Regions from separate parts of the Homo sapiens genome. Here region 2 is linked to region 1. A link is an interaction called in ENCODE POLR2A ChIA-PET data of the cell type or tissue named here. Cell type or tissue: PC-3. All regions are shown on one strand. Each heading gives the region's core, and the rest is flanking DNA. Links, peaks and the distances in the headings are about the cores only. Region 1 overlaps SAMD8 (sterile alpha motif domain containing 8). Region 2 overlaps KAT6B (lysine acetyltransferase 6B).

What was found. ChIA-PET counts read pairs that join two places held together with the same protein. Peaks named below come from ENCODE experiments on the same cell type or tissue, not always from the same donor. Only the 100,000 strongest peaks of a DNase experiment are listed, where the experiment ranks them.
Region 2: POLR2A ChIA-PET joins it to region 1 with 11 read pairs; 2 of 35 experiments call an interaction of 5 or more read pairs at or near these places.

What each region holds. Positions count from the first base shown.
Region 1 is chr10:75,180,458-75,196,796 of GRCh38, forward strand. SAMD8 (sterile alpha motif domain containing 8) reads left to right here. Exons shown (of 6, transcript NM_001174156.2): 6 at 1-1,666. Among named protein-coding and RNA genes, the nearest start is that of VDAC2, 22 kb to the right of the region's middle. RefSeq lists a silencer at 13,413-13,613. In PC-3, for the core only: a CTCF peak has its summit at 7,618 (motif pointing right); a DNase peak (open chromatin) is centred at 7,644; H3K4me3 peaks cover 151 bases; H3K27ac peaks cover 615 bases.
Region 2 is chr10:74,827,692-74,841,472 of GRCh38, forward strand. KAT6B (lysine acetyltransferase 6B) reads left to right here. Exons shown (of 18, transcript NM_012330.4): 2 at 10,992-11,061. Among named protein-coding and RNA genes, the nearest start is that of KAT6B, 8.0 kb to the left of the region's middle. In PC-3, for the core only: no CTCF peak of the experiment used is centred there; a DNase peak (open chromatin) is centred at 5,710; H3K27ac peaks cover 396 bases.

The DNA.
Region 1 (16,339 bases), core at 3,454-11,453:
ACTCGGGAGGCTGAGGCAGAAGAATCGCTTGAACCCAGGAGGCGGAGGTTGCAGTGAGCCGAGATACTGCCACTACACTTCAGTCTGGGTGACAGAGCGAGACTCCATCTCAAAAAAACAAAACAAAATAAAATAATAATGTGGGCTATTCAGAAGAAAAAGTCAGTGACAGAGAGACCAGAACCCATTGGATCAAGAGACCTGCAGGGATTATAACTCTTTACTCTGTGAGCAGCGGTGTTTCGTGCCCTGTCTCTGCCTGTGTGTTTTTACTAAGAATTCCAGAAATCCTGTAATTTGTAAATGGGAAACAGAGGAACCAGATTGTTTTATAGCTGATAAGAAACAGTCTGTTTTAGAAACATCTGTTTGGAAAGTATTACTCATGTATTCACAAAGTCATATTTATAACACTAGTCTTCTTTGACTGTATTCAACAAAAGGCAGTTTCACCATTAATTTCATAGTAAGCTTTTTTAAAGGATTCTAGATCTAAATTGCCTAAGAATGTTAACCACATTCTTGTTTTAAACTCTCTAATTTAATAAATGTAATTATTTTATAGTCTTTTATAGACTTACATTTTCTTCATACTAAAGGTAATGATAATATAGTCATTTGCCAGTACTTTAAGGTATTCAGGCATTTGAGACAAGAAAGCTGTCTTGTAGAATAGTCCAATTGCTTTCTTAAACAGTACTGGTTTCATTTAGACAGTTTCTAAGCCAGCAAAGGTGTCAATTTTAATGCCAACTTGACAGTTTAACAGTTAGTGTTTGTAAGCAGTTTAGCCTGAATTATCCCATACTGCTGTAGAGGAGAATTGTTAGTAACATCAAAGGTCAGAATGCTTCAGGTGACTAATAAGAATGGAAAGAGACTGAGTAGGTTTTTTGTTTCTTTTCCCTGTCTTTGAGTAACTTTGAATGACTAAAATTAGTATGAAACTAGGTTTTGGACCCCCTTCTCACCTCACCCGGATGTAATGCCACCAATTTCAAATAACTAAAATGTGACCAATTACTTTGCTTCAAGTTCTATACAAATATCTCTGAAATCTGTAAGCCATATTTCAGCTATTCTGGTTTTTATAATACATTCTACCCTAAATTAACCAAAGGACTTTTTATTCAGTGTATTCCATGTTTCAGCATAAGGAAAGTTTGTGCCTGATATGGCAGGAGAAAGAACACTATGGTAATTTCATTGTTACTTCAGGTCTCTTTCAATCTGAAGAACTGGGTTGTCTGGAGAATTGAACATAGCCAAGCAATATTATCAATTAGTAATGTCATCTTAAAAATGTTCACTTTTACTAAGTTTTATTCAGAGGATCTATGTATTATTAGAAAAATGAAGTATTTCTGACATGGAACAAAGAAAGTGGAAACTGGTACTTAATGGGGGAAGCAAAATTAGCTGGGACTAAAACGGACATGTTTTGTTTTGTGAATTCTACCTAAATGTCTCTCTATCCACAGAGAAACTAGTATTACTTGAAGATGTGAAAGTTCCTGTGGTAGCCATACCTTGAAGCACAGTGTTTGTACATAAGTAAATATCTTGATTCTAAATTAAATCCAGATTTAACTAATATATATTATTTTATATCTTTGTTGTATTAAAATGTTTAAAAACACTAAAAATAAAACATTTGAAAGTTGGATTACAGTTTCTTATTGAAATGTCTTTGCATTATTAATGGAGCTGGTCAGTTTTTTATATAATGAATTTTAGTTTTTGCAAATGATTGGCCAGGTGTGGTGGCTCACGCCTGTAATCCTAGCTCTTTGGGAGGCCAAGGCAGGCTGATCGCTTGAGCCTAGGAATTTGAGACCAGCCTGGGCAACATGGTGAAACCCCGTCTCTACAAAAAATACAAAAATTAGCCAAGTGTGGTGGTGCGTGTCTGTAGTCCCAGCTACTTGGGAGACTGAGGCAGGAGGATCGCTTGAGCCTGGGAAGTCGAGGCTGCAGTGAGCCGAGATGATGCCACTGCACTCCAGCCTGGGTGACAAAGTGAGACCCTGTCTCCAAAAAAACAAGCAAATGATTGAGCTCTGCAACTTTAAATCTGTGGAACTTAGTCCAGAACTGTGGAGTAGTTAGAATGCTAAGCATTGTCACAGGTACAGGACCGTATCAGCTTGATCCGCAACTGAACTTGTCTTCTTGATCACTGCTAATATGTAGCCTCTGTAGCGCTGGCCCAGCTAGTCTTTTTGAGAACTCTGGGAAAAAAATAGTCCAGAAGAGACCTCAAGGAGCTTGGTGGAGTAGAAAATGCACTGGGTTTAGGCTCTGATGACCTGGGTATGAGTTGTGTTTCTGACACTGATTAAGTTTTTCTTCAAACCTCCACTTAACCTTATTTAAGTGGAAAAAAGTGCCTACCACATAGGTTGTATTAAGGGCCAATTTATGAAAGTACTGTAGCCTTGCTCACGGAGATGTTAAGATGAGGGTGCTGAGTTAAGAGAGTGCCTCAGAGGAGCTCAGTTGCCACCTTCAGCTGGAACTTTGAAGATGCACAAATGATAGTTTTAAGGCTTCTGGTAGAGTAGCATGACATTTAAATGCCGTATATTCTCAGTTCACGGGGCTCCCATGAGAGCCAGAAATACAGAACCACCAAGACCTGCTCATATTCCAGCTTTAGGAGCCCTGGGTCACATTATGAAGTGAATGTCTGTACCTGATGGGTTTTTTTGTTTTTGTTTTGTTTTGAGACGGAGTTTTGCTTTTGTTGCCCAGGCTGGAGTGCAGTGGCATGATCTCGGTTCACCGCAGTCTCCACCTCCCAGGTTCAAGCGATTCTTCCGCCTCAGCCTCCCAAGTAGCTGGGATTACAGGCATGCGCCACCACACCCAGCTAATTTTGTATTTTTGGTAGAGATGGGGTTTCTCCACGTTGGTCAGGCGGGTCTCAAACTCCCAACCTCAGGTGATCTGCCTGCCTCAGCCTCCCAAAGTGTTAGGATTACAGGCATGAGCCACTGCGCCCAGCCTACAAACATATTTTTTTAATTTTAAAGGTTTACATTATTTTACTCCAATTGTAGCATATACATATATATGTACATATACATGTGGTTTCATACCTTGCTTATTTCACTTAACATGTTCCAGTGCCTTCCAGCCAAGGATGAAGGACACACCTTAGTTGAATAAGTTGGGTTTATTGTTTGTTATAATGGAGAATACACACCATGGGGAGTTGTGGGGCGTCTCAGTGGGAAGGTGTTGGAAAGGATAGGATGTGGGCTTGAGTTATGCAGCTTCTGGGGAAGGTTTAACTGAAGTGGGAATCTGTTCTGATTAGATGGGGGTATTTCTATTATTGAATATCTTAATATATCTTAACAAGGCAGGAGGAGCTGGGTGTGGTGGCTCACGCCTGTAATCCCAGCACTTTAGGAGGCTGAGGTGGGCGGATCATGAGGTCAGGAGATCGAGACCAGCCTGGCCAACATGGTGAAACCCCGTCTCTACTAAAAATACAAAAATTAGCTGGGCGTGGTGGTGCACACCTATAGACCCAGCTACTCGGGAGGCTGAGGCAGGAGAATTGCTTAATCCACACCATTGCCAAAGCAATATATTACAGAATTTTTTTATGTTTGCCAATTTTATAGATTTTATTTTATTTATTTAGTTTTTTGAGACAGAGTTTCGCTCTTGTTGCCCAGGCTGGATGCAATGGTGCTGTCTCAGCTCACTGCAACCTCTGCCTCACGGGTTAAAGTGATTTTCCTGCTTCAGCCTCCCAAGTAGCTGAGATTATAGGCACCTGCCACCATGCCCTGCTAATTTTTGTATTTTTAGTAGAGACAGGGTTTCACTGTGCTGGCCAGGCTGGTCTCAAACTCCTGACCTCAGGTGATCCACCCGCCTCAGCCTCCCAAAGTGCTGGGATTACAGGCGTGAGCTACTGCGCCTGGCCTAAATTTATAGATTTTAAAATGATATCTTAATTCCCTAGCTACAAAAGTAATCTTCAAAAGTGTTTCTTCTTTTTTTTTTTTTTCTGAGACGGAGTCTTGCTCTGTCGCCCAGGCTGGAGTGCAGTGGCGCGATCTTGGCTCACTGCAACCTCCGCCTCCCGGGTTCACGCCATTCTCCTGCCTCAGCCTCCCAAGCAGCTGGGACCACAGGCGCCCGCCACCACGCCCGGCTAATTTTTTGTATTTTTAGTAGAGATGGTTTTCACCGTGCTAGCTAGGATGGTCTCGATCTCCTGACGTCGTGACCCGCCCGCCTTGGCCTCCCAAAGTGTTGGGATTTCAGGCGTGAGCCACCGTGCCCGGCCCAAAAGTGTTTTTAAGATACAGGGCGCGGTGGCTCACGCCTGTAATCCTAGCACTTTGGGAGGCGGGCGGATTGCCTGAGCTCAGGAGTTTGAGACCAGCCTGAGCAACACGGTGAAACCCCGTCGCTACTAAAATAAAAAAATTAGCTGGGGTGGCAGCGTGCGCCTGTAGTCCCAGCTACTCGGGAGGCTGAGGCAGGAGAATTGCTTGAACCCGGGAGGTGGAGGTTGCAGTGAGCCGAGATCGCGCCACTGTACTCCAGCCTGGGTGACAGAGCGAGACTCCGTCTCAAAAAAAAAAAAAAAAAGTGTTTTTAAAATAGTAAAATGATAAGGAAATTGGTGGAGTGGTGACAACTTGGTATACAAAACTTTCTAGAAGACTAAACTGCCAACTATGACTTATTAAAGACCATATGACTGTAAGATGTTGAGGGGGAAAAGAAATGATTTTCCAATTATACTTTTTAATCTTTTTTTGTGTGTGTGGAGATGGGGGTCTCACTATGTTGGCCATGCTGATCTTGAACTCTTGGCCTCAAGCGATCCTCCCACCTTGGCCTTCCAAAATGCTAGGATTATAGGCATAAGCCACTGTGCCCAGCCAGGAAGATGATTTAGCAGATTGAGGAGTGTTTCTCCTGTTTAATTTTTAACATAGTCTTTACATTGGCCATCTCTTGTCATTCAAAAGTAGCATTTTTTTCTGATCATTGTCTTCCTTGAGCACCTGTAGGAGGCTAAGTCCTGTCTGGCCCAAGGGAAAGGCCAGAGGACTCAGTTGCTCTCTGTTTTAAAGTTCTGTAAAGAGTCATGTTGATACTGGTCTGCCTGCAGTAGCTATTTTTGGCCCTACCATCACCTGGAAGACCTTCCAAAGACCCAGCTTTACCTGTGGAGGGCTTCATTATAGATGTGTGAGATCTGAGCTATGGAAGATGTTTTGAAAGAATATTTATTAAACATTTATTGGGTACCTATTCTATGCCAGGCACTGTTTAAGTGCTAGTGGTTCAGTGGTAAACAAAACAAAGCCCCGGCCTTCAGGAATCTTACTTTCTAGACAATAAACACATATATGAGAGAGAGAGAAAAAAAAGCATTCCTGGCAGTTGTCAACTAGTAATTGACCTGGGTACAGTGGCATTCTCCTACTGAACATAAGCAATTCTATAGAATATCATCATCAGATGAGGACCCTGCCTGGCTGTAATGGATCCTCTTCACTTGTAATCATGCCTGAACAGCAATAAAGACACTGTGCAGCCATAAAAATAGCCATACACGCCGCTCCTGATTAACATGGGCAACTATTACTTTGTTCCTTCATAAGAATTAAGATTCCGAATTGCCCCAGGTTTCTGAAAGCACTCAATCCAGAGCAGCACCCTACTTGGTTGCTTTCCTAAACCTTCCTTAAGAACACCTAACACAAGCCCAAATCCTGTACCAGCCCCACCTAACACTCTCTTACTGAGATTCCCCTCCCTTCTCCAGGTGTTTAGTCTTTCTCGCTGCAGGAAGTTTAATTAAAAACCTACCTTTGGCTGGGTGCAGTGGCTCACACCTATAATCCCAGCACTTTGGGAGGCCGAGGTGGGTGGATCATTTGAGGTCAGGAGTTCAAAACCATCCTTGCCAACGTGGTGAAACCCCGACTCTTACTAAGAATACAAAAATTAGTCGAGCATGATAGTGCACACCTGTAATCCTAGCTACTTGGGAGGCTGAGGCAAGAGAATCACTTGAACCTGAGAGACAGGTTGCAGTGAGCCAAGATCATGCACTCCACTCCAGCCTGGAGGACAGAGTGAAAGTCTGTCTCAAAAAAAAAAACAAAAACAAAACCTAACTTAGCTTTACTAAGGTGTGCTCCTGGTGATATTTAGCTAGCAGAAATTGCCTTCAGGCAGCCCAAACAGCTATGACAAAAAAAAAAAAAAAAGAGAACAGCTAAAAGGATAGAGTGATAGGGAATGCTCACTACTGAGATAGCACTAACGGAAGTCCTTCTGCAGAGGTGGCATTCGAGCAGAGGCCCTGGATGAAGTGAGGGGCCATGTGGGGCAGAGGGAATAGCAATTGCACAAGCCTCTGGAGCAGACTTGGCATGTTCTACAAACAAAAAAGAGTTTGGTTTAAGAGTAAACAAGTGGAAGAGTCATTGAAAGTGGGTCGGGCGCAGTGGCTCATGCCTGTAATCCCAGTACTTTGGGAGGCTGAGGCGGGTGGATCACTTGAGGTCAGGAGTTCGTGACCAGCCTGGCCAAAATGGTGAAACCCTGTCTCTACTAAAAATACAAAAATTAGCCAAGTGTGGTGGCAGGCACCTGTAGTCCCAGCTACTTAGGAGGCTGAGGCAGGAGAATCGCTTGAACCTGGGAGGCAGAGGTTGCAGTGAGCCGAGATCGTGCCACTGCACTCCAACCTGGGCGACACAGCAAAAACTCCATCTCAAAAAAAAAAAAAAAAGTGACTGAACATGAACTTAGAGAAGTAGCTAGGCTCTAGTCTTACAATCCTTGAAGGTCCTGGTGAAAATTTAAGTTTTGCTTCAAGTGACATGGGAAGCCATTGGCGGATTTGGGTTTTGTGCAGGGGAGTGACTCACATCCCCACCTCACATCTCCATTGTAGCTGGAGTGACATGTGTAGGCCAAGGCAGAGAAGGCCTCCCCCACCCAGCTCTTTCTGCGTAGGCCAGTTTGCCTGGCCCTGGACCTTGAAGGTTTCATCAAATGCTTCTGGGTGCTTTATTAGGAGCATGGAAGAATTGAAGGATGCTCAAGGAGACGAAAGCTGCAGCAGAGCCAAAGGAAAATACAGCGTGATCTCAGAAGTGCTGCAGTGGGACGAGGCAGCCCTGGATAGAATGGCAAGCAGGATTTTTTTTTTTTTTTTTTTTTTTTTGAGCTCTGTCACCCAGGCTGGAGTGCAGTGGCGCAATCTCGGCTCACTGCAAACTCCGCCTCCCGGGTTCAAACAATTCTTCTGCCTCAGCCTCCCGAGTAGCTGGGACTACAGGCGCCTGCCACCACGCCTGGCTAATTTTTTGTATTTTTAGTAGAGACGGGGTTTCACCGTGTTAGCCAGGATGGCCTCAATCTCCTGACCTCATGATCCGCCCGCCTCGGCCTCCCAAAGTGCTCAGATTACAGGCGTGAGCCACCGCGCCCGGCCGGAAAGCAGGATTTTTAACTTTTCTTTGCTTAAATTTTTTATTTTTTTAATGCACAGGCTGACAAACTAGAGTTATGAGAACCTTTTTTTGGTTCAGAAGTCAACCTTTGCTGTTGGTTACCAGCAGAGGGTGCCACAAACCTCCAGCAGCCCTTGTGCCTTTGTCACAGGAAGTCACTGGTTTGAACAACATAATAGGTGTGCATCAGAATCACCTAGCTTGTTAAAACACATTGCTAACCCCTACCTTCCGCCTAAGTGGGAGGAATTTTTATTTCTGACAGGTTCCCAGGTGAGGCTGAGGCTCCCAGTCAGACTGGTTCTTCCTCAGGAAGTGATCAGAACCCCCTGAAGAGCCTTTCACCAACACCCACAGCTTGAGGCAGCGTCCCCCAAAGGCATTTCAGAACAGGCTAGAGTGAAGACGCAGGTGTTCCCCAAGCTCCTGGGTTCCCTCCTCCCTCCCCTGGGCTGTTGTGAAAGTACTGAACGCTGTAAATTAGTAATCTCCATACAGATGATCACTGCCAGCATCTTAGCTTTTTATTCCTCCCTCCTATGCTTTCATTTTGGTATCTAATTGTGCATTTTTAGTGTATAGAAATAGAAGGGTTTTTTTGTTAGTTTGTTTGTTTTGGACAAAGTCTTACTCTGTCACCCAGGCTGGAGTGCAGGGGCGTGATCTTGGCTCGCTGCAACCTCTGCCTCCTGGGTTCAAGTGATTCTTGTGCCTCAGCCTCCCAAGTAACTGGGACTACAGGCGTGCGCCACCACACCTGGCTGAATTTTTGTATTTTTAGTAGAGATGTGGTTTCACCACGGTGGCCAAGGCCGGTCTCGAATTTCTGACCTCAAGTGATCCACCTGCCTTAGCCTCCCAAAATGCTAGTACTACAGGCATGAGCCACCGTGCCCGGCTAGAAATACAATTGATTTTTAATTGCTGGCCTTTTAACCTGTGACAGTGCCAAAGTCATGTTCTAGGAGTTCTTTTGTAGATTTGTTAGTGTGTTTACATAGTCATAGACAATCACATCATTTCTGAATAGGAACAGTTTTATCCTTCCCCCTATTCCATCTTGAACTCTGGTTTCTCTGGTGGCCAGAACTAGATCTGCCGACCACATTCTGTCATGATATTTAGGGGCAGATAACACACTAGTTCACAAAGCAACTTGACAGTATTCTGAATCCTAGCAAAGACCACTAAGGACAATGAGGGGGAAAACATCTGAAATGATCAGGCCACTGTCCATGAAATGAGGGAGACCTAGCCTTGATGAAATAGTTTGTTCTCATTGGCCAGAGCTAGCGAGTGGAACCCCTACCTGCCCACAGTGGGGAAGTGCCTAGCCCTGAGCCTCACCTTGAGCACAGTCCTGCTTCTCTGAGCCAGAGTTCCTGAATGGGTCCAGTATCTGAGCTGTGGCATCCGAGGGGACTCTGAGGCAAAGCCTTGGGTGGAACAGGGCTTGGCAGAGGTGGAGGTGGCCCTCAGCCCACTTGATAGGTCAGTGGGAATCGGGAGCTGCTCTCTCGGAGTGCTTCAAAAGGAAGGCAGGAGACGGGGCTTCTGATCTAGGCAGCAGGGAGAGTGAATTTGCCCTTTCCTGGACAGTAGTGAAATGGGGGCAGATGGCGTCTGGCGAGGGGGTGGCAGTGTAATGTGTTTGCGCCCTCTCCCCCATACGCTGCTGGGCGTCTTCACAGAGAGGCACAGGGAGCATCGCCTCCCTTGGCCCAACCTTTGCCAAACCCCCATCCTGTGGACTGGCTTCCCGGGTCAGCTCACCAAGCAGCTCCTGTTTACACAGCTTCATCCACCCTCTGCTGCTAAACCTAAAGGTAGCCATTGTCTTCTCAAGGCAAATATCAGCAAGCCTTTGGCCTCCACTCTGGACTCAACCCCTCACCCTCTGCAATCCTTCCTATTAAGAAAGCCATCTAAAGTAGAAATGGCTGCTAATCTCAACTGCCACACTCTAATGGGGCTTGGCTTTCAAGGGGAAGACCTGGGTTCTGTCTCTTAGTCATGATGTAATGGGACTGTGTATGAGGTCAGGCAAGTCACCAAACTGCACTGTCTCAATTTCCTCCTTTGATATAACGCATGATAATATTTGGAAGGCAGATAGCATAGTGGTTTAAGGACACAGACTCAGAAGCCAAGTGCCTGGATTCAAATCTTGGCTCCCCCACTTACTAGCTGAGTAACCTTGGGCAATCACGTAACCTCGCTTTCTCTCCGTTTTGAGGTGATTATAGTACTTACCTTCATAGGGTTATTCTGAGGATAAAATGCAAAGGATGTAAAGTGTTAAATATTATTATTATAAATGTTAAACATTGCTATTATTAGCATATTTTAAGGATATTATAAGGACCTACTGAGTTCATATTATAGAAGTACTTTGAGGCCAGGCGTGGTGGCTCACGCCTGTAATCCCAGAACTTTGGGAGTCCGAGGCGGGCAGATCACCTGAGGTCAGGAGTTTGAGACCAGCCTGACCAATATGATGAAATCCCATCTCTACTAAAAGTACAAAAATTAAGCTAGGCGCGGTGGCTGACACCTATAATCCCAGCACTCTGGGAGGCCGAGGCAGGTGGATCACCTGAGGTCAGGAGTTCCAGACCGGCCTGGCCAATGTGGTGAAACCCCGTCTCTGTTAAAAATGCAAAAATTAGCTGGGCATGGTGGCAGGCACCTGTAATCCCAGCTACTCGGCAGGCTGAGATAGAATTGTTTGAACCCAGGAGACGGAGGTTGCAGTGAGCCGAGATCATGCCACTGCACTCCAGCCGGGGCAACAGAGCAAGACTCTGTTTCAAAAAATATATACAAAAATACAAAAATTAGCTGGGCGTGGTGGCATGCACCTGTAATCCCAGCTACTCAGGAGGCTGAGACAGGATAATCGCTTGAACCCGGGAGGCAGAGGTCGCAGTGAGCGGAGATCGCACCATTGCACTCCAGCCTGGGCGACAAGAGTGAAACTCTGTCTCAAAACAAACAAACAAAAAAACCCTTCTCTCTTTTTTTTTTTTTTGAGATGGAGTCTCACTCTGTTGCCCAGGCTGGAGTGCAGTGATGCAATCTCGGCTCACTGCAGCCTCCGCCTCCCAGGTTCAAGTGATTCTCCTGCATCAGCCTCCCAAGTAGCTGGGATTACTAATTTTTGTATTTTTAGTAGAGATGGGGTTTCACCATGTTGGCCAGGCTGGTCTCGAACTCCTGACCTCAAGTGATCCGCCTGCCTCAGCCTCCCAAAGTACTGGGATTACAGGCATGAGCCACTGTGCCCGGCCTAAAAAAAACCCTTCTCATTGGTCTCCTGTATCTTGAAAAGCCTAGCTCTACTGCATAAAGAGGTCAGAGTGTATTTTTCCAGTCTTCTTGGATGGCATCCATTTCCATAATTCCACACTGTTTTGAAGTCTTTTTTTTTTTTTTTTTTTTGAGAGGGAGTCTCGCTCTGTCACCCAGGCTGGAGTGCAGTGGTGCGATCTTGGCTCACTGCAACCTCCGCCTCCCGGGTTCAAACAATTCTTCTGCCTCAGCCTCCCGAGTAGCTGGGACTACAGGCGCGTGCCACCACACCCAGCTAATTTTTGTATTTTTAGTAGAGACGGGTTTCACCATGTTGGCCAGGATAGTCTCGATCTCCTGACCTCGTGATCTGCCCTCCTTGGCCTCCCAAAGTGCTAGGATTACAGGCATGAGCCACCGCGCCCAACAAAGTCTTTTTTTTTTCTTTTTTTTCCCCACCAATACTTGCTATTTAATTAGTCTTTTGGTTTGGAACAAAAGGTAAAGAATTCATAAATGCCACCAACTAAGCACCTGTTTCAAATAAAGCATCAGTATTCAGCTTGCAAAATAATTTCTTTATAATTAAGCAAACAGTGCCAAAAGACCCACGTCATTTGCTTCTTTCTTCCTGGAGAAGTGGGCAGGAATACTGCATCCTAGTGGACTCTCTGTGTTCAATCAAGTCCTGAGTTGAGTTTTGTTTCCCTTTCGAGATGACTATAAAATCACCTAAAGGTCAAGGAAAATGGTCTTCCTATGATAAGGAAGTTTTGCTTTAGTGTAGATGACCACTCTCCTGTGTAAGGTAGGGAGGGAGAATGTTCCGTTCCTTTCCTCTGCTACATATCTTCTTTCTTCTTCTGCATGAGATGAAAAAATTACTCTGCCTTCAGTCCAGCAGATGCACTCGGCTCCCCAGAGGTCAGCGCACCCCAAGCCCAGAGGCCGGCTGGCCTCGGCACGTCTCACTCCACTATCTTCCCTCCTCCCTGAACTCTGTTTACACAAGGCTGGTCTTGGCTCTGAGGCTGCTAGATTTTAAATGCAATCTCACTGGTGACTCACTGGTGCATCGTCATTTGGCTTTGCCTGGAATTAAGTGGAGCAATGCAAATGATTTTTACATTTTTCAATTGAGAAATCACAATTTTTTTTTTTTTGAGACAGGGACTTGGTCTGTCACCCAGGCTGGAGTACAGTGGTGCAATCATGGCTCACTGCAGCCTCAACTTCCTGGGATCAAGCAATCTTCCCACCTCGGCCTCCTGAGTAACTGGGGATACAGGTGCACACAACCACACACAGCTAATTTTTTTAAAATTTAATTTAATTTTTTTTTTTTGAGATAGAGTCTCGCTCTGTCGCCCAGGCTGGGGTGCAGTGGCGCAATCTCGGCTCACTGCAACCTCCGCTTCCTAGGTTGAAGTGATTCTCCTGCCTCAGCCTCCCGAGTAGCTGGGACTACAGGTGCACGCCACCATGCCCAGCTAATTTTTGTATTTGTAGGAGAGACGGGGTTTCACCATGTTGGCCAGGCAGGTCTTGATCTCCTGACCTCATGATCCACCTTCCTCGGCCTCCCAAAGTGCTGGGATTACGGGTGTGAGCCACTGCGCCCAGCCCACGCAGCTGATTTTTAAATTTTTTGTTGTTGTTGTTAGAGAAAGGGTCTCACTTTGTGGCCCAGTCTGGTTTCAAACTCTTGGGCTCAAGCGATCTCCCTGCCTTGGTCTCTCAAAGTGTTGGGATTACAGGCGTGAGCCACTGCACCCAGCCAGCAATCATATTTTTAGACATCTGCCTATGGCCCAGACAGAGTAACAGGGATGAGATTTACTCTTTTGCCTCATCAATGCCCCCTAATTTGTCACTGAGGCCCTAAATATGATCCTCCAGATGCGATATGGGTCTGGTGCTGAGGACAGCCAACCCGTGCTCTCCCTTGACCTGGACTGGGCATATATGGGTCATGACATGGCTGGGGATATGGGCTAAGCAACACCTGGGGGTCTATGTCTTATTTCATGCTTGTAATTTCATGAGGAGGTAGAACTTGAGCAGGCACTGTCTTGCGTAGGTTCCAATCGGGCCTTAGCTGACCTCTCCAGCCTGGTCTTGCTGGGTAACCTTCTCCCCTAATATCCCATCCATTGTCATTTTCATTCTTGCCATATTGTTTGCAGCTGGCTAAATATGTCTTGCAGTTGCAGTATCAGGCCCGAGCACCTTTCCTTCATGTGCTGCCCTTCTTCTCCCTGTCTGCCAAACACATTCTCCTTTTTTTGAGACAGACTCTCGCACTGTCACCCAGGCTGGGGTGCAGTTGGCACGATCTCGGCTCACTGCAACCTCCGCCTCCCCGGTTCAAGTGATTCTCCTGCCTCAGCCTCCCAAGTAGCTGGGACTACAGGTGCCCGCCACCACGCCCAGCTAATTTTTGTATTTATAGTAGAGACAGAGTTTCACCATGTTGGCCAGGCTGGTCTCGATCTCCTGACCTCGTGATCCACCCGCCTCAGCCTCCCAAAGTGCTGGTATTACAGGCGTGAGCCACTGTGCCTGGAGCATCCTCTCTTTTTTTAATAGCCCATGGTGCAACTAAATATATCCTCCTTTTTTTTTTTTTTTTGAGACTAGAGTTTCCCTGTGTCACCCAGGCTGGAATACAGTGGTGCTATCTTGGCTGTTGGCCAGACTGGTCTCAAACTCCTGACCTCAGGTGATCTGCCTGACTCAGCCTCCCAAAGTGCTGGGATTACAGGCGTGAGCCACCACGCCCGGCCTTATGGCCTCCCCACCCTTTTTTTTTTTTTTTTTTTGAGACTGAGTTTCGCTCCTGTTGCTCAGACGAGTGCAGTGGCACGATCTCTGCTCATTGCAACCTTCACCTCCCGGGCTCAAGTGATTCTCCTGCGTCAGCCTCCTGAGTAGCTGGGATTACAGGCACCCACGACCATGCCCGGCTAATTTTTTGTATTTTTAGTAAAGACGGAGTTTCACCATGTTGGCCAGGCTGGTCTCGAACTCCTAACCTCAGGTGATCTACCTGCCTCAGCCTCACAAAGTGTGGGTATTACAGGCGTGAGCCACCGCCCCCAGCCGTATCCCCCATTTTTAAGAATCCATTCAACGCTGAAGCCTTCATGAAGCTCCCTAGGTGAACTGACTCCTCTAACCCCACTGTCCTCTGTTCATACAGCTATCCTTGTACCTACAGCACTTTACAATACTTGCCCATTGTTCATGTCTGTCTCCCTTTCTAGACTGTGAGATTGTTGACTGTTACTTAGACCCCAGCACAGTGTCTGACACATTACTAGTTCCTTAATAAACATTCATAGAAAGGAGGGAGAAAGAATGTGTGTCACAAAATATGAAAGAATAGGGCCGGATCCCCAAACCCCCACCCCTGGAAGAACAGCCCATGCAAAAGCTAAGTATTTCTTTCCAGTGATGGGTACAATGATTTTTTTTTTTTTTTTTTTTTTTTATTGTTTTCCTTTCTTTTTTGAGACAGGATCTCCCTCTGTCATCCAGGCTGGAGTGCAGTGGCGTGATCATGGTTCACTGCAGCCTTGACCTCCTGGGACCAAGTGATCCTTTTCACCTCAGCCTCCCAAGTAGCTGGGATCATAGGCACATGGCCACAAAAAATAATTTGGTCTATTTTTTGTAGAAACGAGGTCTCACTATGTTGCCCAGGCTGGTCTCAAACTCCTGGCCTCAAGTGATCTTCCCACCTCGGCCTCCCAAAGAGCTAGGATTACAGGTGTGAGCCACCGTACCCAGCTGGTACAATGACTTTTGATTTTATGCTAACAGAGCCATTGAGGCATTAGTTGGGACTTCACTAATTTAGAGGGAATGACAAGATGGATAGTTTATTTTAAACCATTTATAAACACAGGGTTCATTAAAATACTGATTGTAAACAAGAGCAAGCATTTCAAGTAAACTTAAACACTTGATGAGTAACCCTTTCTATATAAACAATGGATAGACTGAATTAGGAAATATTCTCATCTGTTCATTAAAGCATATTTCCCTTAAGATCTACACAGAGGAGCAATTTATTAGCATAGTTCCACTAGATTCCTGAGGTAATAAAATGGAGTTTCTTTAAATATACTTTGATTCAGACAAACCAACTCTTGTTAACTGGACCTAGTCATTCTGAATTAACTATGCTTGAAGTTCTTGGCACTGCAGAGAGCAGAGTGATTCATCTAAATGGTGTATCTTTGTAGCTTGTCTCATAAAATTGCTGGAAATGCAGATAAATCGATGTTGTTTTGGAGGTGACGGTGGCGTCCCTGGTACATTTTGGCCTCTATATTTGAATTTCATAAACCCGGTGGCTTTCTACTTGTAGGGCAGCTGTGGCAGCAGCCTCAACTCTCAACAAGAACTCCTCCTACCTTCCCCTCCTCCAACCCCCCAAAAAAACTACAACCACAAAAGCCCACATCTGTATACATACACATACACGTAGAACTTCCCTGTTACATAAGGGCTTAAATGAAGAAAAACAGAGACTGGTCATGGAGGATCATCCAGTTAGAACAGAAGAAGGATCCTGTGGGGAGGAGACCTTGCTACACATGAGCTCCCTTACCTATAAGAGCGAGGAGGTGGCCGGTGCGGTGGCTCACACCTGTAATCTCAGCACTTTGGGAGGCTGAGGCGGGTAGATCACTTGAGGTCAGGAGTTCGAGACCAGCCTAGCCAACACGGTGAAACCCCGTCTCTACTAAAAACACAAAAATTAGCCGGGTGTGGTGGCGGGCACTTGTAATCCCAGCTACTTGGGAGGCTGAGGCAAGAGAATCGCTTGAACCCGGGAGGTGGAGGTTGCAGTGAACCAAGATGGCGCCACTGCACTCCAGCCTGGGCAATAGAGCAAGACTCAGTCTCAAAAAAAAAAAAAAAAAAAAAAAGAGCAAGGAGGCCTTTAGGGCTGGGCTATGCCCCCAAAGTAGGGCCGTAGGCATTTCTTCCTGCTGTGACTTACAGCTGGAAGTAAAATGTCCTGGTGCTATGGTTTCAAGGAACTAATGAGATTTTGGGAAGAGCTGGAGTAAGTGAAAATAACCTTTTCTCCCCTCTGAGAGCAATGCTGGACTCCTGGGACAGAGTGAAGCCCTTAACTGAGCCTCCACAGAGGCCAGGCCACAGCTAGACACATAGGCAGAAGATCTAAGAATTCCAGTAGCTTCCTCCTACAAAGACCTGCAACAGGTTAGTTTGGGAGCCACCACTCCTGAGCTGTGGTTTCCCTTGCCAAGTCAGACTCCTTGGGAAAACTCTAAAACTAAGGTGGCCTGACATGCTGCACTAATGGAGAAGGCCAGGAAAGCCTGGATTCTGTGTGTCCTCATTGTGCTCCCTCATCGATACACTGTCTCTCACCAGCCTTTGGAATTTCCTTCCTTTGGTTTTCTGCCATTTTTTTCTACTTTTGCTGAACTTGAGTCTGAGGCTTTCACTGCTCAAACCGCCCTTCCAGGTTGTATTTAACAGGGCTTAACAAGCACCAC
Region 2 (13,781 bases), core at 1,710-9,709, 350 kb before region 1:
GGCAGGTGTGAAGAAAGTGGGTGGAGCTGTACAGTAATTTTCGGTGAATGTGATTTGGTGGACTGTGCCAGGGGTGAGGATGGGGCAGAGAAAGGTGTTAGTTTGGGAGACAAGTTGTTTGATAGGCTGTATTTATTATTTTTTATAAAAATGAGAAAAGGGTCTCACTATGTTGCCCAGGCTGGTCTCGAACTCCTGGCCTCAAGTGATCTGCCCACCTCTGCCTGACTGATGGGATTACAGACGTGAGCTATGGCGACCCGTGATACGCTGGATTCATTATGTTAAACTTGATCTGGAGTCTTCAAGGGAGTGTCCGGCAGCAGGGTATCCCAGGAAGAGACATGCACCATACCTTGGGATAGGACATTTTGCATAGCTTTGAATTTGCTAGTACTTTGCTGTGGGCAGAGTGCAGGGAGTGGTAGGAGATGACCAGGCAAAGGCAGAGGAGGGGTTAGATTACAAATGGTGTCCTATGCCCCATGAAGGAGTTTAAGCCCTGTAATTGGTAGAAGGTGTTGGGACGTGTTAAAGAGAGTGTTAGACAGAAGTTGTGAAGGGGTAGTGATAAAGAATTACAGATGTGGGAAATAGGAAATGAAGACCAACGAACCAAGTATGTTTGGGGTTGGAGGTACCAAGGAAATTCAGGGTAGAGCATATGAGGGCCCCTCCTATATGGACAGAAGGTGGAAATAGCAAATGGAAATTAGTTGTGTTCGAACAGTCTTAGTTCTATGGGGCCCCAAGAAGGTTTTTTGTGTTTTTTTTTTTTTAAAGTGCATTCTTCCTGTCTTACTTGTATACCCTAGATTTTTTGGCATAGCCTTGAAATAAAACACTCCATTTTTTTCTTACTCATAAGTTCTTTTTTTTTTTTTTTTTTTTTTTGAGACGGAGTCTCAGTCTGTCGCCCAGGCTGGAGTGCAGTGGCGCCATCTCGGCTCACTGCAAGCTCCGCCTCCCGGGTTCACGCCATTGTCCTGCCTCAGCCTCCGGAGTAGCTGGGACTACAGGCGCCTGCCACCACGCCCCGCTAATTTTTTGTATATTTAGTAGAGACGGGGTTTCACCGTGTTAGCCAGGATGGTCTCGAACTCTTGACCTTGTGATCTGCCCGCCTCGGCCTCCCAAAGTGCTGGGATTACAGGCGTGAGCCACCGCGCCCGGCCATTCATAAGTTCTTTACACATTTATCAGAATGAATTTGGACAGTATTTTATGTTTTTAAGAAGGAAAGGATAATGCACATGTTTTTTCTTTTCCGAGAACTTCTACTGAGAGTTAAAGGTTGGAGTGGTGAAGTGATGGTTTAAAAAAAAAAAAAAAGAAAAGAAAAGAGAGAGACAGAGGAAGATTTTAACATTAAAAGAGGAATTTAGGGAATGGCTGATGGTCATGACACGGTCGGCAGAGGAAGTTTTGCTTACTAGCCACACTTAGGCTTCTGAGTAGAGTGGATATTATGTCATTGCTATTATAGCATGTGTTTATTTCACACACTGCTTTTGAAGATTGGGTGGAAACTGTCAGATGTGAGGCATAGCATGAATGAAAGGTAAATAGCATGAGTATTAGAAAGTAGATGAGGAAGTTTAATAATTTTAATGTGCTTCATAAGCTCTCATGGACTTTCACGTATCAATTAGTAAAAGACGTAACTAAGTGATCTGGCTTTCAGTCTCCTAGTTCTCTACAGTGTACCCTCAGTTTTCCACGTGCTTACACATGCCTACATTTGTACTGAGAGAAAAGGAAATAGTTTTTTTTTTTTTTTTGAGACAGTCTTGCTCTGTTGCCCAGGCTGGAGTGCAGTGGCACGATCTCGGCTCACTGCAACCTCCACCTCCTGGATTCAGGTGATTCTCCTGCCTCAGCTTCCCGGGTAGCTAGGATTACAGACATGTGCCCAGCTAATTTTTGTATTTTTAGTAGAGGTGGGGTTTCGCCATGTTGGCCAGGCTGGTCTCAAACTCCTGACCTCAGGTGATCCACTCACCTCGGCCTCCCAGAGTGCTGGGATTAAATAAATAGTTTTATGTGGCTGGGTGTGGTGGCTCACGCCTGTAATCCCAGCACTTTGGGAGGCCGAGGTGGATGGATCACGAGGTCAAGAAATCAAGACCATCCTGGCCAACATGGTGAAACCCCATCTCTACTAAAAATACAAAAAATTAGCTGGGCATGGTGGCGGGCGCCTGTAGTCCCAGCTGCTCAGGAGGTTGAGGCAGGCGAATCACTTGAACCTGGGAGGCGGAGGTTGCAGTGAGCTGAGATTGCACCACTGCACTCCAGCCTGGCGACAGAGCGAGACTCTGTCTCAAAAAAAAAAAAACAAAAAAAAAAGAAAAATATTTTATGTAAGTAGGGATGTGTAAGCTGTAGTGATCAGTCTTTGTTGCAGAATGGTAAATGATGCGTGGATGAGAGAAGTGGGGTGATGGGATATTTCTTCCCTTTAATGCCTTAATTTGCATTTCCAAAGCACCTTTAAGCATCTTTTTATAGAACTCCCATGATCTTCTGATACCTGTCTTCTCGCAGACCCCAGAAAGAGAATACACCAATTTTCGTATCATCTATTCCATTGTTGCCGAATATTTGAGTTGTTTCAAGTTTGGGGCAATTGTGAACAAAGCTGCTATGAGCATTCCTATACCTGTCATCTGGTGCCCATGTGCACAAGTTTCTCTAAGGTATACACCTAGGAATGAAATTGCCGGTTTATAGCTAGGGTGACCATTTGTCCTGGTTTTTGCTTATTTTCCCAGCGTAACTGTAACACTTTTAGTTTTCAAAAGTATCTAGGGTTAGATGATGAATTGTATGGTCACCTAGTCATAAGGTATGCTTGTCTTCATCTTTACTAAGTACCAAACTCTTCTAAAGTATTGTACCAGGTTACACTCCCTCCAGCAATATATGAATTCCCTTGCTTCTCGCCCTCTCCAATCTCAGCCTTTTTAGCTTTTATGATTTTAGCCAATATGGTAAATTTTGCGTTTACCTGATTAGTAATCAGATTGCACAGCTCTTCATATATATATATATATATATATATATATATATATATATTTTTTTTTTTTTTTTTTTTTTTTTTTTTTTTTTTTGAGACGGAGTTTTGCTTTTGTCACCCAGGCTGGAGTGCAGTGGCGTGATCTTGGCTCACTGCAACCTCTGCTTCCTGGGTTCAAGCGATTCTCCTGCCTCAGCCTCCTGAGTAGCTGGGATTACAGGTGCCCACTACCACAACCAGCTAATTTTTTGTATTTTTAGTAGAGATGGGGTTTTGCCATGTTGGGCAGGCTTGTTTCAAACTCCTGATCTCAGTTGACCCGCCCGTCTTGGCCTCCCAAAGTGCTGGGATTACAGGCGTGAGCCTCTGCACCCGGCCAGCTCTTCATATACTTTTTTAGCCATTTAGATAGCCTCATTTATAAAGTTCTGTTCAAGTCTTTCCCACCCTGCTTTTAAAAGTTGGGCCTTGTATCTTTTATTGCTATTTAGAAGTTCTTTATTTACTGTGAATACAAGTCCTTTGTCATGTGTGTGTGTTGCAAATACTGTGGCTTGCCTTTTCACTCTCTTTATGGTGTCTTTTAATGAACAGAAGTTCTTAATTTTAATGGAGTCAAATTTATTGGTCTTTACTTTATGGTTAGTGCCTTTTGTGTCTTGTTTTAAGACTTTTCCTACCCTGAGGTCAATAAGATATTCTCCTATGCAGTACTATCTTTTTAAAGCTTTGTTGACCTTAAACAATGTATAACTATGAGTAAAATACACTCTTCTTGACCCCAGCCTCACCATTACAATCTATTTTTGCTTTCCTTCACTTTTTTCTGTTCTCTGTCTTGAATTTTTACTTCTCTGCAGCTATAACTAAGAGCCAGGTGCTGACTTCTCCTGTCTCTTAGGAGAAAATGGTCATATAGACAGAAGTTCAGCCAGATTAGATTTTACAGGTCTCCAGCTGACTGTATTGCCCTTTTTCCTTTTATGAGCTAGCATTTTATTGTGTTCCTGCTATGTGTCTGCCATCATCCTTGCTGCTTTCATATTTGTTATCTCAGTGATTCCTCTTAACGGTTCTGTAAAACAGAGAAGTATTCTCATTTTTACAGAAGAGAAAACAGAGACTTAGATTGATTTAGTAGCATGTCCAATATCCCCTAGCCTAGGTAGCTAGCAGAATGGGGACTGGATCCCTGACTCTGATACTTCCCATCACAGCACACCTACTTGTTGATTAAAATGTCAGAAACCTGTTTTTTGATAACATCCAAAACCAAAAAGAATAACTTTCTTACTCTTGATGTAACATGCCTTAAGTAAAGCACACAAAGCTAACTATTGTGAAACTGGATAAAATACCTCTCTGTATATAGCCAGTGGACCTTAAGTGGTCCATGGCTGGATGACAGAAGGTCTGTTAACCCTTAAAAATGTATACCAGTGTATATGGGTACATGTGCTTATTTTTTAGAGTAGAGCTATAATATTTATGAAACTCTCAAAAGGGAACCTGAATTTTTCAGGGTATCTGGATATCTGGTCTGAAGACATCTGTAATACAGTTAACAAAGAATCCTGTAATAATCTCTCTTTCAAAAGAATCATAAAAAAGTTAAGATGTCAGATTTTTCTCAGCCAGGTGCAGTGGCTCATGCCTGTAATCCCACTACTTTGGGAGGCTACAGTGAAAGGATCCCTTGAGCCCTGGAGTTCAAGACATGCCTGGGCAACATAGGGAGACCCCCGCCTCTATTTTTATTTATTTATTTAGATTTTTTGGTATCTTCATTTTATCTTATTTATTTTGTTGAGATAGAGTTTTGCTCTTGTTGCCCAGGCTGGAGTGCAATGGCGTAATCTTGGCTCACTGCAACCTCCACCTCCTGGGTTCAAGCAATTTTCCTGCCTCAGCCTCCCAAAGAGCTGGGATTACAGGCATGCGCCACCACGCCTGCTAATTTTTTGTATTTAGTAGAGATGGGGTTTCACCATGTTGGCCGGGCTGGTCTCAAACTCCTGACCTCAGGTGATCCACCTGCCTTGGCCTGTCGAAGTGCTGGGATTATAGGCATAAGCCACCAAGCCTGGCCTTGTATCTCTATTTTAAAAAGTTTTTTAAAAATCACATTTTTTGGCCGGGCATGATGGCTCATGCCTGTAATCCCAGCACTTTGGGAGGCTCAGGCAGCTGGATCACAAGGTCAGGAGCTCGAGACCAGCCTGGCCAACATGGTAAAACCCCGTCTCTACTAAAAATAAAAACAACAACAACAAACAAACAATGGCATGGTGGCATGTGCCTGTAATCCCAGCTACTCAGAAGGCTGGGGCAGGAGAGTCGTTTGAACCCGGGAGGCGGAGGTTGCAGTGAGCCGAGATCACGCCATTGCACTCCAGCCTGGGCAACAGGGCAAGACTCTGTCTCAAAAAAAAAAAAAAAAAAAAAAAAATCACATTTTTTCCCTTAATACATTATTCTCGGTCTTTGTCATCAAAAACCAACTAAAGCTAATTTGTAATTAGGGAGAAATCTAGGATTGAATAGGAATTTTTAAATGCCAAAAAAAGACACTCTAAATTTAGTTGATTATTTCTTAAGTGAAAGTGCTTAGTTATAATACATCATTACTAATCAGTGTACCCTGGCTCCAAAGACCTGATGACTTCAAATGACTTTTCATCTTGTCTCTAAATTCCTCTGTTTTACAAGGGATCAAATTTCCTGTGAGGTTCCTAACAGTGTGATTAAATTTTAGAGACTGAAACTATTGAGCACTTAAATGCAGGGATAACTATGCAAACCTAATTCATGGGTTTCACCAGGAGATTTGGGACCTGTCTCTACTAATTTATGATGATGATGTTGAAACTAATCTTTGCTAGGGATTATGGAAACCATAATAGTTTATTGATGGTTCAGTTATTGTTTGTTGAAGCACATTTACACAATTATAGTTTAATGACATAACAAGGATATTGTCAACTAGGAGAGCATGACATGAAAAATTAAACTTGCAATTAATATAATATGTATTAGTTGAAATGATAATTTTTATGGTGATTTAGCCTCTTAGAAATCCTTGGAAAACATTATTAGCTTATGAATTGAAAACTCTCTTTGTTAATGAGTAGTGGGAAAGAACTTAGTGTTACTCTAAAAAGATGGGGAATTAAATATTCAGTTCAACCAGCGTTTTATTGAGTGCCTGCTCTGGGCTTGCTGCTGAGTTAGGCTCATAAATATAAGTTGAACAAGATTGATGTTTGCAGAGATGAAATACTGGTTGCTTTTGTTTTTTCTTTCAATCACCCTTCCCTCCAGAGTAGATGGCTACTATTGCCAGAGTGATTCAAACATTCAACAGGTTTGTGTGTGTATGTGCATGCCCTTCCCTGTGCATTATGGTGTCACCTGCTCCTGCAGTGGCTTCCTATTCATCTGTCACGTTCACACACCACAGCTTGGCTTTTTTCACAGCCAACTTTATTTCTGTTTTTTTTTTTTTTGAGATGGATTCTGGCTCTGTTGCCAGGCTGGAGTGCAGTGGCGCGATCTCGGCTCACTGCATCCACCACCTCCGGGGTTCAAGCAATTCCCCTGCCTCAGCCTTCCGAGTAGCTGGGACCACAGGCATGCACCACCACGCCTGGCTAATTTTTTGTATTTTAGTAGAGATGGAGTTTCACCATGTTGGCCAGGATGGTCTCAATCTCCTGACCTCGTGATCTGCCCGCCTTGGCCTCCCAAAGTGCTAGGATTACAGGTGTGAGCCACTGTGCCTGGCCTATTTCTGTTTTTCATTTTTAAATTATATTTGTCTTTTTTAGAGACAGAGTCTTGCTCTATTGCCTAGGCTGGAGAGCAGTGGCACAATCATAGCCCACTGTGGCCTCAACCTCCTGGGCGGCTCAAGAGATCCTCTTGCCTCGGTCTCCCGAGTAGCTGGGTCTACAGGTGTACACCACCACAGCCACCTAATTTTTTATTTTTGTAGAGGTAGGGTCTTGTTGTGTTGCCTAGGCTTGTCTCGAGCTCCTGGCCTCAAGTAATCCTCCTTCCTTGACCTCCCAAAGTGCTGGGATTAGAGGCATGAGCCATTGTGCCTGGCCCAACTTAATTTCTTTATCCCTTTTGAGCATATACCTGTTCTAGTCAGGCACATGGACTTGGTGTCCCTTTTGTTTGACAGCTCATTCTTAGCTTCTGTTATTTCACTTTGATTTCCTTCATTCATTCCCCGATACATTTATTTAGCAAATAGGCATTGAAACCCTCTTATGATCAAGTTGTGGTCTTGGGAAATCTTAGGGTATACAAAGATGAATCAAGCATGAATCCTGTTTTTAAGAATTTTATAGTCTAGTAGGGGTGACAAGGTTAATACACAAGTAAGCATAATACTAAGTGGGAAATGAATGTCAAAACAGTAAAAAAGCTAAAAGCTTCCTGTTAGACAAAGATGTTTGGGGCTTTTGAGAAGTTGTTTGCACTGGGCCATGAAGGATTTGAATTTGGGCAGAGGGACGGTGGGGCACTTATCCAGGCTCAGCATTATCTTTCAAGGTTCAGTTTCAGTCCCATCCATCCAAGAGATGTTCATCCATCCTCCACGTGGTTTCAGCAAGGTAGTATAGTCACAGTTGTTTCCAGACTTCTTCCTTCTGTAATCAGAGGAACACTTCCTTTAAAGCGAATCTTATGGGGAAGACAAATATATGTAAAACAGTTAAAGTGGAGCTGCACTGTTGGGTTCAAGGTGCTGCAATGGCCCAAAGTTTAACCCACAAGGGGTACCTGAAGGTAATACCCGAAGTAACTCCTTGTCACAGAGATCTAAAGAGCCTAGTTTGAAAACCTCTGGAGAGACAGAAAGAGTTTGGGCTTTGGCATCTGAATTAAAATCCTTCATGACTTAATGGCTCTGAGATCTTGGCTAAGTCAAGCCTGTTTTCCTTTTGTAAAAACAACAATGCTACCTTACAGAGTTGTTTTAAAGTTTACTGATAATCTATGTAAAGTACCTGGACCACAGTAGGTGTCAGGAAATGGTTGGTATTATTATTATTATTATAGTTTAGTGCTTTGTTATTTCTTTTTTTTTAAACAATTTATTGAGGTGAAACTCACATAACATAAAATGAAAAAACCATTAAAAAGTGAACAAATCAGTGGCATTTAGTACATTCAGTGTTGTGTCACCACTGCCACTATCAAGTTCCAAAACATTTTTATTGATCCCAAATAAAACCCCTTACCCATTAAGCAGTTTCTCTAGATATGTCCCTGAGACTCCACCAATCTGTGTTTTGTCTATGGATTTATCTATTCTGGATGTCTCATATGAATGAAATTATATGATGTGTGGCCTTTTGTGTCTGGCTTCTTTCACAGCATAACGTGTTTGAGGTCCATCTACATTGTAGTAGCATGTATCGAAACTTCATTGCTTTTTATAGTTGTATAGTATTCTAGTGTATGGATATACCACAGTTTATCTGTTCATCTGTTGATGGACATTTGGGCTGTTTACACCTTTTGGCTACTGTGAATAGTTTTGTTATGAACATGGGTGTACGTGTACTTATTTGAGTATCTGTTCTCAATTCTTTTGAGTCTATACCTAGAAATGGAATTACAGAACCATATGGTAATTCTGTGTTTAACTTTTTGAGGAACCGCCAAACAGTGCTTTGCTATTTCTTAATTGCTTCTTATATGTTCTGTCTCTAGCTTTGCTTTGTATTCCCCATAGTACCTACCACAGGGCTGCATGCAGGGAGCATCAGCTCGCTAAATATTTGTTGGTTTTTCTTTGATTAGTATTTATAACCTCACCTCCCAGTTCACATGTTTTGGGCCTGAAGCATTGATTTCAGAGGAAATAGATGCATCCAGGATTTGAAAGATAAGAAATATCACCATATGGATGGCGTTTCATGTTGTCAGACAACAGATATTTGTTAACCAAGGACACTATTTTGAGCAACTCTGCCAATAACCTGAGCTGGGTGCTGATAGAAGAAAAATAAGTCAAGGTCCCTTCCCCTAAACAGTTCTGTTCTGTTTCGGAAGATACTGCTTAGATTTGTGGATGCTCACTCAGTTACACAATGGGCTTTGAAAAAATCCAGGTTTTCCAACAGTGATCCCTTTGGGGAAAAAAAAGAAAGAAAAAGCCAGGACTTATGAAAGTAAAATAGTTAAAAATAACTGTTAGCAAGTAAAACTCAGGATGACAAAAGTGTAAACTCTATTATTAATCTTTGTTTTTTTCTACCACTGTTTTTTGCCTCATCCATAATCTCATGACTTGAGTGTTATGACATTGATTTTGAAACAACACACACAGCTTTAGTAAAAGCTTAGAGGAGGCCTCGCATAATACTTATGATCCAGGATATTTTGACTCTTCTTATGCTGACATGAATATTTCTGAATAGTGTTGATGTTTATGTAATACCAGTGAAGCTAAAAGCTCAGTGCTGGACTAAGCATTTCTCTAGATATGTTTAGAATATTTGTAATGAATGATGTAAATAGTGTTATATTATAAGACCGTATGATACAACCATATAATTTACTGATATTTTGTAGTTAAAAATAAAATGATTCACAACCTTAGAAAATAGAATAATTTAATTTGATGTAGCACAAATCCCCAGAATTAATTTAGGATGATTTGCTACCTTTTTGATAGCCTTTTAGTCCAACCTTCAAGTTTTTATAGAAAAAAAATGAAAAGAGAATAATGATTTTAGGGTTTTCGCTTGTGATAGAATGTCCTATCTACATGTGAAGCAAATCCCCATGCTCTGAAAAAGAGAAATAGTGTGGATAATTCCAAATCAGGAAAAAAAAAATCATTTCTATTTGGCTTTTGAATGAATTATGCATTTTTTTTTCCTGTGGATTTGTCTTTCCAGTTAGATACTGCTTAGGCTAAAATGAAATTGGTTTTCAATCTATTCTCTTGCTTATATGAATTTACAGTGGGGCCAGTGGGATGTTGGAAACAAATCAGCCTAAGATTAAAAAATTTGCGGTGGATAATATACAAAGTGGATAATATACATGTGTTTAGTTGAGAATTGGCTACAGATAAGAGACTTCTGATTTTGTTCCTCTCCTAGCTGTGTATTTTTTTTTTTTTTTTGAACACTGTGATTCTGCTTGTAGCAAAGAGCTGCTGAGTTACATCTGCTTCTGCCTAATTAACTCTGTTGGTTGGTGTCAGATGAGAGCTAATTTTGAGATTAAATCGAGGAGTGGGGTGTGTGTCGTGGCTGGGGGAGGGGAGAAGGAGGATCCAAGGTTGCTTGATTGTTTTACGTAAGATCAAAATGCAGTTATTCACAATTGTTCTTTTAAATTTATTTTTTGCTTTTCAAGTAAAAATAATCACTGCTGTCCTAAAATGTGACTTGTGTCAATACATATTTACTATTATGTAAACTGGTACGTTTTTCTTGTAGGTGAGCTTATTGGTCATATCTGGGTAGTCCATTCAGTACCTAGGTGCCTGGTGGCCTTTGGGACAAACAGCGAATGCTGCCCAGGAATGTGAATGCTGACCTTAAAACAACTTTTGACTGTCTTTTTTTCTGATAAATGTTATATCTGTTTGGCTATTTGAGTAGTAGTGGGTTTTTGTTTTTGTTTTGTTTTTCCATGATGAGATTTTTTCTTAGGAATCTATCACAAACCTGATTTTTAAAATTTGAACAGGTCTGGGCTTAGGGATGAAATTTACTTCTATAGGCACTTGGCTGGGTCCTTGGGGCTTCATTTTCTGTCTCAAGTTTCATATTTATAAGAATCCTTCAGTGGTCTAAAAGAATTATTATATCACCAAATGTAGTATAATAACTCATTGGAGCTGTTTGTCTTGAATGGTTGTGGAGATACACGGATGGTTGCTGAATTTAAGGATGTCCTTATGTCCAAATGAACATTTCCTTTTTTCTTTTGGCAGATTTGCCTGAAGACCTGGATAATCTCCATTTTTGTCATGGACTGTTAAAACGTTTGAAGTTCCAATTCTGGTACTTTCCCTTATTTTATTACATTTTTAAGGTATAAAATGACAATCTTATTGAAATGTGTTGGTAATGGATATAAACAATTGTTTTATGGATATAAATGATTGTGGGTAAAGATTTGTGGGCTGGGTGCAGTGGCTCACGCCTGTAATCCCAGCACTTTGGGAGGCCGAAGTGGGCGGATCACGAGATCAGGAGTTTGAGTCCAGCCTGGCCAACATGGCAAAACCCTGTCTCTACTAAAAATTCAAAAATTAGCTGGGCGTGGTGGTGGGCACCTGTAATCCCAGCTACTTGGGAGGCTGAGGCAGGAGAATTGCTTGAATCTGGGCGGTGGAGATTGCAGTGAGCCGAGATCATGCCATTGCACTCCAGCCTGGGCGACAAGAGCAAGACTCTGTGCCCCCCAAAAAAAAAAAAATGATTGTGGTAAAAGCTTGTCATGAAGGTATATTTTAGGTATCTATTAGTTATGAAACACATTTTTTTTTTTTTTTTGAGATGGAGTTTCGCTCTTGTTGCCGAGGCTGGAGTACAATGGCGCAATCTCGACTCACTGCAACCTCTGCCTCCTGGGTTCAAGCGATTCTCCTGCCTTAGCCTCCTGAGTAGCTGGGATTACAGGCGCATGCCACCATGCTTGGCTAATTTTTTGTATTTTTAGTAGAGACGGGGTTTCACCATGTTGGCCAGGCTGGTCTTGAACTCCTGACCTTGGGTGATCCACCCGCCTTGGCCTCCCAAAGTGCTGGGATTACGGGTGTGAGCCACCACGCCCGGCTATGCATTTTGTTTTAATGTACGTTCGTTTGCTTGTGTAACAAAACACCTAAAAGCAACTTGGCAATATTGGGCACTTTTCCTGTGACCTCTTCTACTTTCTGCAGTTGTATTTTGTGCAATCAAATTAAATTAGTTGTGATTCATCCTGAATAAATGATGAAAGATTAAATAATTACTTGGATACAGTGAAATATCTTCTAATGAAATTTTGCCCGAAACCATTTTACTTGGGAAAGATCAATTTCCTGTTCTAAACTAACTGACAGAGAATGATTCTGTGTTCTATCCTGAAAGTGGTTGCACTGTGAAAGCCAGTGATTTCATTCCTAAACACACTGTGTTCCAAGTCTAACATTTTTGTCAAGGGTTTATATAATGAAACAAAAGTGAGTACTTATTAGATTTGTAGATGACATAGATGACAGAATCAAGATTCAAAACAATCTTTAGCAGGTTGGAAGATAGGCTTAAATCAACGAGATGAAATTGAACGGTAATAAACGTTAAATTGCAGCATTTCAATTTGCAGAAGGAAAGGGGTGGAAAGACTCAACTTGACAGCACTTTTTGAAAAAAGATCTGGGATTTTTAGTTGGACTGCATGCTCACCATGACCACTTGTGTGGCAGGGGTATTGAGGAAGTTCCTGTAATTTGGGTTGCATTTATAATTGGATAATGCCTGAACTGTCATATTTTAAGATGGCCAATAGCCAAACTAGTGAGCAACCAAGAGAAAGTGGTGCTTTGAAACAATGTGATATGTGGAAGGGTTAAGAAACTGGGATATGAGTGGTCTAAGTTATGGCTGGAGGTAGCATGGGGTTTTGTCGTTAGTGGTTTTCAAAAGGTACTTGTTTTTGGACATTTGAAGGCCTCTCATACTGAAGAAATACTAAGAATTGTCTTGGGATCCTTCCAGGGAATAGGACTAGTTAGGAATAGGAATAGGGTCGAAGTTATGGGGTGGCAGATTTTTGCTTCTCTGAGCAAGAAATTTAGCTAGAGCTGTGCAACAGTGGGGTGAGCTGCCTCAAAAAGTGACAAATTATCAATCACTGGAAGTATTTTAAAAATGTAAAGACTCATTGCCCATCTATTTGGGATATTGGGCAGGGATCTTTTATTGGATAACTAGAGGTTGGACTGGATGACCTTCAGCCCCAAGTTTCTGAATCTGAGGGGAGAATGAGTAGAGTGAATTTACAGCTTACTGATCACAGGGACAATCTTGTTTAAATTGCCTCCTTTAAGGTGGCATTTTGGGTTGGCATTTAAAACTGTACTGTTTGAACAAGTATAGTTCAATGACCCAGCTGTTTTTCAGCAACATTCCAGGATCTCTGAGAGCAAATACTATATTCTTCAGTATGTCTGGCTAAAGTTTTTAAGGAAAGATATTATTTTCTTCTCTTAGGTATAGTCTGTCTAAATAAATAACCAGAGATAACTTTAATTTTGTATTTTGTTATAAAAATTTCAAAGTATATAGATGTTGCATTTGATGAAAGTGATAACTATATATTGAATATTAGATAATGTGTTTATTTAATCCTCTCAGTAGTCCTGTAAGGGATATACCAGTATTGCCTACAAGTAAAGTGATGGAAGCTTAAGTTATCCAGGGTTCCTCCACTGGACATTGTGGTAGGGCTGGGGTTCAGACCCAGGTTGGTCTCTTTGCAGAGGCAGAACTAGCTAGAGCAGGCAGTTGTGGCTCAGGTGAGAACAGTGATGGACTTAGTTGGATTTTAGAATTGGCTGGGCACAGTGGCTTACACCTATAATCCTAGCACTTTTGAGAGGCCGAGGTGGGCTGAGGTCAGGAGTTTGAGACCAGCCTGGCCAAAATGGCAAAACTCCATCTCTACTAAAAATACAAACATTAGCTGGGTGTGGTGGCACATTCCTGTAATCCCAGCCACTTGGGAGGCTGTGCAG